2 separate regions of the Homo sapiens genome follow, and region 2 is linked to region 1. Evidence: read pairs that join two places in POLR2A ChIA-PET (ENCODE). Cell type or tissue: GM12878. All regions are shown on one strand.

Evidence for each region. Peaks named below come from ENCODE experiments on the same cell type or tissue, not always from the same donor. Only the 100,000 strongest peaks of a DNase experiment are listed, where the experiment ranks them.
Region 2: POLR2A ChIA-PET joins it to region 1 with 6 read pairs; 1 of 35 experiments calls an interaction of 5 or more read pairs at or near these places.

The regions. Positions count from the first base shown.
Region 1 is chr14:93,163,628-93,167,627 of GRCh38, forward strand. No RefSeq gene overlaps it. Among named protein-coding and RNA genes, the nearest start is that of MOAP1, 19 kb to the right of the region's middle. In GM12878, no CTCF peak of the experiment used is centred here; DNase peaks (open chromatin) are centred at 94, 1,514, 1,814, 2,084 and 1 weaker place; H3K27ac peaks cover 908 bases.
Region 2 is chr14:93,681,350-93,685,349 of GRCh38, forward strand. UNC79 (unc-79 subunit of NALCN channel complex) reads left to right here. Exons shown (of 52, transcript NM_001395159.1): 45 at 1,268-1,345. Among named protein-coding and RNA genes, the nearest start is that of PRIMA1, 110 kb to the right of the region's middle. In GM12878, no CTCF peak of the experiment used is centred here; a DNase peak (open chromatin) is centred at 2,051.

The DNA.
Region 1 (4,000 bases):
GCTAATTCATTAGCCCCAAGTCACATCACAAGTCTTAATGTAATGAAACAGTGCACTCTATTGGACTATCTCAAAACGATTTTGGAACAATGTGGGAAATAGAAATACAGTAGTCCTGTCTTATCTGCAGTTTCACTTGCTGTGGTTTCAGTTACCTGCGGTCAACTGGGGCCTAAAATATTACACGCAATAAGATATTTTGACAGACAGAGGAGAGAGAGAGACCACATTTACATAACTTTTATTACCGTATATTGTTATAATTGTTCTATTTTATGTTATTGTTGTCAATCTCTTGCTGCTTCTAATTTATAAATTAAACTTTATCATAGTAGCTGGGCCTGGTGGCACATGCCTGTAGTCTTAGCTACTCGGGAAGCTAACATGGGAGGATCATTTGAGCTTAGGAGTTTGAGGCTACAGTAAGCCATGATCATACCACTGTACTCCAGCCTGGGCGACAGAGCATGACCCCATCTCTACAAAAAAAAAAAATTTCTTTTTTTTTTTGAGATGGAGTCTTGCTGTGTCGCCCAGGCTGGAGTGCAGGGGCGCGATCTTGCCTCACTGCAAGCTCCACCTCCCGGGTTCATGCCATTCTCCTGCCTCAGCCTCCCGAGTAGCTGGGACTATAGGCGCCCGCCACCATGCCCAGGTATTTATTTATTTATTTATTTATTTATTTATTTATTTGTATTTTTAGTAGAGATGGGTTTCATCGTGTTAGCCAGGATGGTCTTGATCTCCTGACCTCATGATCCACCCGCCTTGGCCTCCCAAAGTGCTGGGATTACAGGTGTGAGCCACTGCGCCCGGCTACAAAATTTTTTTTAAAAATTAACTGAGTTTAGTGATGCATGCCTATAATCCCAGCAACTGGACCGGATGAGACCGGAGGATTGCTTGAGACCGGGAGTTTGGGGGTTACAGAGAGCTATGATTATACCACTGCACTCCAGCCTGGGCAACAGTGTGAGACCCCATCTCTTAAAAAAAAAAAAAAAAATATGGCCGGGCGCGGTGGCTCACTCCTATAATCCCAGCACTTTGGGAGGCCGAGATGCGTGGATCACAAGGTCAGGAGATCCAGACCATCCTGGCTAACATGGTGAAACCCCGTCTCTACTAAAAATACAAAAAATTAGCCAGGTTTGGTGGCAGGCGCCTGTAGTCCCAGCTACTCAGGAGGCTGAGGCAGGAGAATGGCATGAACATGGGAGGCGGAGCTTGCAGTGAGCCGAGATCTCACCACTGCACTCCAGCCTGGGCGACAGAGTGAGACTCCGTCTCAAAAAAAAAAAAAAAAAAAAAAAAAAAAGCCAGGTGTGATGGTTCACATCTATAATCCCAGCACTTTGGGAAGCCGAGGCAGGAGGATCATTTGAGCCCAAGAGTTCGAGACCAGCCTGGGCAATATAGTGAGACCTCATCTCTTAAAAACAAACAAACAAACAAACAAACAGGCCCGGCGCAGTGGCTCATGCTTGTAATCCTGAGGGAAGAGAGAGACCCTCTCATATTGTTTTATACTCAGTACCTGTTTCAAGAAAAAACAACAAGGAAGTAAAACCAAAGACAGGCAGCCCAGCCGCCAGGCCCAAAACCAGGCCATGGCCTGCCTGGCCTAAACCCAGTAGTTAAAAATCAACTCATAACTTAGAAACCGATGTTATTCATAGATTCCAGACATTGTATAGAAGAACATTGTGAAACTCCCTGCCGTGTTCTGTTTCTCTCTGACCACCGGTGCATGCAGCCCCTGTCACGTACCGCCTGCTTGCTCAAATCAATCACGATCCTTTCATGCGAAATCTTTAGTGTTGTGAGCCCTTAAAAGGGACAGAAATTGTGCACTTGGGGAGCTCGGATTTTAAGGCAGTAGCTTGCCGATACTCCCAGCTGAATAAAGCCCTTCCTTCTACAACTCGGTGTCTGAGAGGTTTTGTCTGCGGCTCGTCCTGCTACAATCCCAGCACTTTGGGAGGCCAAGCCAGGCGGATCAAGAGGTCAGGAGTTCGAGATAGCCTGACCAGCATGGTGAAACACTGTCTCTACTAAAAATACAACAATTAACTGGGCATAGTGTCACGCATCTGTAATCCCACCTACTCGGGAGGTTGAGGCAGGAGAATCACTTGACCCTGGGAGGTGAAGGTTGCAATGAGCCGAGATTGCGTCACTGCACTCTAGCCTGGGCGACAGAGCGAGACTCCGTTTCAAAAACAACAGCAATAACAACAACAAAACATAGATATGTATGTATGTATAGGAAAAGGCATGGCTTATATGGGTTCTATACTAGCCACAGTTTCAGGCATCCGCTGGGGATCTTGGAACGTATCCCCTGTGGATAAAAGGGGAATATCGTATGTTTCTTATGTGTCTTTTTAAAATTGAAATTCAACCAGGCAATGGCATGGAGACAAGGCAAGGGACTGCTTTAATTAAGACACTTGGGAGGCATAGCAACCAAGTATCACGCATGGCTCTTGTTTTGAATCCAGATTCCCATAAATCAACTGTAAGAAGATACTTTTTTACCTTGGTGAGTAGATATTCTTGACGTAATTGGGGAAATTTTAATATGAACTGGATGTTAGATGATACTAAGTCATTACTGGCAATTTTGTCAGGTGTGCTATAGGTATTATAAGAAAAGGTCTATATTTTAAGAAGTACATGCTGAAACATGTAGGGGCAAAATGCCATCGTGTTTGGGATATGCTTTACAAATATTAGGAGCTAGGCATGGTGGTTCACACCTGTAATCCCAGCACTTTGGGAGGCCGAGGCGGGCAGATGCCTGAGGTCAGGAGTTCGAGACCAGCCTGGCCAACGTGGTGAAACCCTGTCTCTACTAAAAATACAAAAAAATTAACCGGGCTTGGTGGTGCGCACCTGTAGTGCCAGCTACTCAAGAGTCTGAGGCAGGAGAATCGGTTGAACCCAGGAGGCGGAGGTTGTAGAAAGCTGAGATTGCACCACTGTACTCCAGCCTGGGCGATAGAGTAAGATTCTGTCTCAAAAATATATAATGGTAGACCCAAATTTTAACCATTGCTTTTGGGTAAGAGGTGTGATTTCTCTTTTGAAATTTTATTTATTTTCATTATTTTTTATAAAGACTGGGTCTCACTATGTTGCCCAGGCTGGTCTCAGACTCTTGGGCACCAAGATTGGGAGATTACTTGAGGAGCTGGAAGACCCTCTCCCTCCCTCCTTCCTTCCTTCTTCCTTCCTTGTGTTTTTTTTTTTTTTTTTTTTTTTTGAGACGGGGTATTGCTTAGTCACCCAGGCACTGGGATGTGGTGGTGTGATCATAGCTCACTGTAGCCTTGAACTCTTGGGCTCAAGTGATCCTCCCACTACAGCCTCCCAAGTAGCTAGAACTACAGGCCTGCGCCACCTCCCCTAATTTTTATTTTTGTATAGATGAGCTCTCCCTGTGTTGGACAGGCTGGTCTCGAACTCCTGGCCTCAAGCAATTCTCATCCTCCACCCTGCCTCGGCCTCCCAAAGGGTTGGGATTATAGGCGTGAACCACCATGCCCGGCCCAAAGACCTTGGCCTCCCACCTTGGCCTCTCAAAGTGCTGGGATTACAGGCATGAGCCACCACACCTGACCAAGAGATGTGATTTCTAGCAGCCTATTTGTCCTTGGTATGAGAATATTTCGAAAACAAGCACATAATATTTTAACAAATGGAAGGATAAAGCTAGTCACAAAAATATTTAAAGCCTGTAGAGAAACATTTGGTTAAACACTGTATATTGAATGCACATGTTATCTCTGTTTCCACCTGAAACTCATCCAAAATGACAGTCAAGGATGAAAACAAATATAAACCTACAAGAACAAGAAGTGGGTGCGTTGACTGCCGAGGAGCGATGTCAATATGTTTTGGAATATGGACAACTGTTTTTTGTTTTTGTTTTTTTTTGATACGGAGTCTCACTGTGTTGCCCAGGCTGGGGTGCAATGGCACAATCTTGGCTCAC
Region 2 (4,000 bases), 520 kb after region 1:
GGGTTCCTTGGCCTCAGGAGGCCTTTGGCTTAGAGGTGTACCCAGTTAGCCAAAACCTGCTACCTGTTAATAATGCTTACATTTAAACCCCTGACTAGCCCGATAATATGCTGGTTTCTGTTCCTTTGTTCCATGCCTCCTTATCAGGCCTCCTAGAGATTTACTCTGCGACCCTAGTTGTTATTACTTCTCTCTAGTGTGACAGGGACCGAGCCTGCTGACCCATTCAGCTTCCCTGTGCCTTCCAGTATGAGAACAAAATGAATGAGAAGGCGGAGCGACTGGTGCTGAAACTTCTGAACTCTGCACAGCAGCAGTTTCAGGTCCCAAAGTTGTTAAGGCTACTGGCCAGAGGGCAGGAAATATAAATTGAACAGGACCTAATTGCTCATAGCCAACTCTACTTCATGGTTAACTTTTTTTCCTAAGACTATTAATAAATAATTGAGTGCTGCATTAAGTGAGAAACACCTGTCAAAATCTGTAATGAAGCAAATTAAATTGAAATCTGGCAAATCCATTCTTGTAATGATCTCAAGTCATAACTGGCTAATGGATTTGCTTTGTAAACTCTCACTGAGCCCCTCTGAGGTGTCCGGCACCAAGCTAGTGCTGGGGATGAGGTGCATCAAGCCTGTGCTCTTGAAGAGCTCACAGCAGGTTGAGAAATGGACCCATAAGTCACTGCAGTCTGACGTGGTGACTGTTACAATGGAAGTGTGTGAAAAGTCCTCTGGGCCCCCAGAGAAGGAGTGGGGGTCTTTATCAGCACAAAGGATACATGTGGATGAATAGGGGCAGGAAGATGAGATGCTGAAGTTCCCCTGTGGGGAAGAAACAGGTAGAATACTCACTCTGAGGTTGATTGTTTTTCTGGTTTCTTTCTAAATATATGATACGATAATAGAAATCATGAAACTGTATGAAATGTGCTTACAGTAACTGTCAAGAAGTACTAAACAATAAATAGAATGACTTCACAATAAATCTGACAATGCTGACATCTTTTATTTTTTCTTTGATTGAATGCACCATTTCAGTGCCACTTAACAGTCTGGGTAAAGTAAGACTCTGTGTGTTAATTTTAGTACTGTGATTCTGAGTTTCTGATAGGAATGAACCATCATGATTAGCAAATCTGATCTATCCAAGGCAGATCGTCATGAAAATAAACACTAATTAATTTAAGCCAAGTTAATAAAATGATAAATTACTTATTAATGTCCAGATACCCTTAAAAATAATTATCCTTTCACTTTTTTATTAGTTTATTTGTGCAGATGCTGGAACCAAACTAGCTGAGTCAACAATCCTGAGCAAGCAGATGATAGCCTCTGTACCTGGAGTAAGTCCTGACCAAATTCATTGTCTACATACTTACATTTCATAGAATAGTAGTTAAGAATGTAGGCTTTAGACTTACATCAGGGTTTGAGGCCTGCCATTTACTAGCTATGTGACTTTTGGAACGTATTTTAACCTATAATTCTTTGATTCATAACATCTGTCAAATGGGATATAACAGGGTTTAACATATAGTTTGAGGATTGAACGAGATAATGCATGCAAAGCATATTAGCAAGGAGCCAGACATAGTAAATGCTGTGAAAATGTTATCTATTAAAAATATTAACAAACATTGCCTATTTTTTGATATTTTAGTTATTTTCTATATTTTTCTATTGTAACTAATATGCAAAGAACATCTTTGTGCTTAAATCTTTGTCCATACTTCAGACCATTTCTTTATAATAGATTTCTGGGAATAGAATGACTAAACTATGTTTTTTTTTTTAAGGGTTCTTGATAATGTAATACAAGGTTCTATGAGACAAAAATCCCAATTCTCAACGACTTATGAAAGTTTATTGTTTGCTCATATGAAGTTTAAATGGGTATCCTGATTAGTAGGGAAAGGGGGATTTCCACGTGCATACTCGGGGATCAGGTTTCTTCCATTATGTGCAGTCCGCTGCAATCAGCTTGATTGTGGTTGGGGAAAGGGAAGAGAATATGGCCCATGGGGTTTTCACAGGCCAAGTCTAAAAGTGTGTGGTTTTTTTCCTACTCACATTCCATTGGCTAGAACTCAGTCACATGACCACACCCAACTGCAAGGGATGATGGGAAATGTGGTCTAGTTGTGGGCCAAGGAAGAAGACAGACCTGGGGAGTGGCTAGCCAGTCTCTGCTGCATGCTCGCTGTTTCCTTTATCGTTTAATTCTTTAAAACTCAATATTTGCTACCTATGCCATAGCTAAAAAAATAATGTCCCTAATAATAAAAGGGTTATTGAAATCAGTAATTAAAAGACGAACATTCCAACAACAACAGAAAAGCAACATATAGGTCCCTTTCTGATGACCAATAAGCCATTAAAAATAAACCTTTTACTCTGATAGCAATCAATGAATTGTAAGTTAATATGAAGTATAAAAATATTTTAAAATATAAAAATTAAAATCGGCTAGCCAATCAGCAGACTTTTCTGTCTCAAAAAAAAAAAAACACACACTTCATCAGGGCATGAAGGACATATAGGAAGCTGCATATCTTTAATGTATGTGACTTGATGAGTTTGGAAATGATTATACATTCATGAAACTACTACTGTGATCTATGCCATGAACATATCCATCATCTCCAACAGTTTCTTCCTGCCCTATTTGTTTTTTTGTTTGTTTGTCATTAGCAATGAGAGCACTTTACATAAGATCTACCTTCTTAAGAAATTTCTAAGTATGTAATGCAATATTTCTAACTCTAGGGACTCCGCTGCTCCGTAAATCTCTAGGACTTACTCACTTTGCATAATTGAAGCCTTGGACCTTTTGACTAATACCTCCCCATTTTTCCCTCCCCAGCAGATCCACCTCAATGATTAGACTTATTGATGGTAAAATGAAACAAGCATTCTTGTAAGCCACTAGTGGTAGTAAAACCAACCTTGCTGGAGGGCAGTTTGACAATCTTCCTTTAGGAATATGTCTGAGAAAATAAATATGCACATGTTTTATATTAAGTATGTTTATTAAAGCATCATTTAAAATAGCAGAAATATGGAAACAAAGTAAATGTCTAACATCATCAGGGTATTGTTTAAATAAAATAAGTTGCATCCATAAGGTAAGACTATTATGTACCTACCAAATCAAAGTTTCAAATAATATTTAATTAATTGGAAAATGCTTATGATGTATTTAATTAAAAAGCAAGTTAGAAAAATGTTATCTCAATCTTATAAACATTATATGTATGTGTGTATGTTATATACATTAGAAAAATTAAAAAAACTTGGAAGGAAATATTAACAGTAGTTTTCCCAGAGGTGGAGGACAGGAAATTAGGATTATGGTGATTTCAATTTTAATTTTAATGATCTGTATTTTCCAAATTTCCTATATTAAACATGTGTTGCTTTTATAATCTAAGAAATGTAACTTTAAAATCAAATATTAGTTTTGAGGAAGAATTAGCTATGGTTTGCTTCAATTTGTGAGTTTGAGTTTTGAATATTTTCAACTTTTTAATCGTTAGTTTTCCTATGAAATAAATGTAGCTCTTCTGAAACAAATGGAGCTTGACTTCTTCTGTTTTGTTTCTTAAGTAACACACCTAAGGTTATTCTTAAGCTTTGCAAAGTAGAAAAAAAGGAGGAGGGATTGGAAATTATATGTTTTGTTTCCTAAGTATATATGGCTCACTAAGATTCTCTTGACCATACAGTGAATTTTAAGGCTTTTATCAGATGTAGCTGGTTGTCTCTAAAACAAAAGTGACTTGGTGGTAGTAAATTCCTTGCTCTCATTTTTTGAGATTCAAACTTAAAAGACAAATATTGAATAATGCTCCTAGGAATTATTTTCAGTGACATTTGCCTAGTTGAAATGCTATAAAATATTGCCTATGAAAGAAACAAATCCCTTTCAAGAAATTCAAGAACATAGTCTCCAGTCCTATTTGCATGACATGTGAAAGGTCAGAGAAAATGGAATAAAT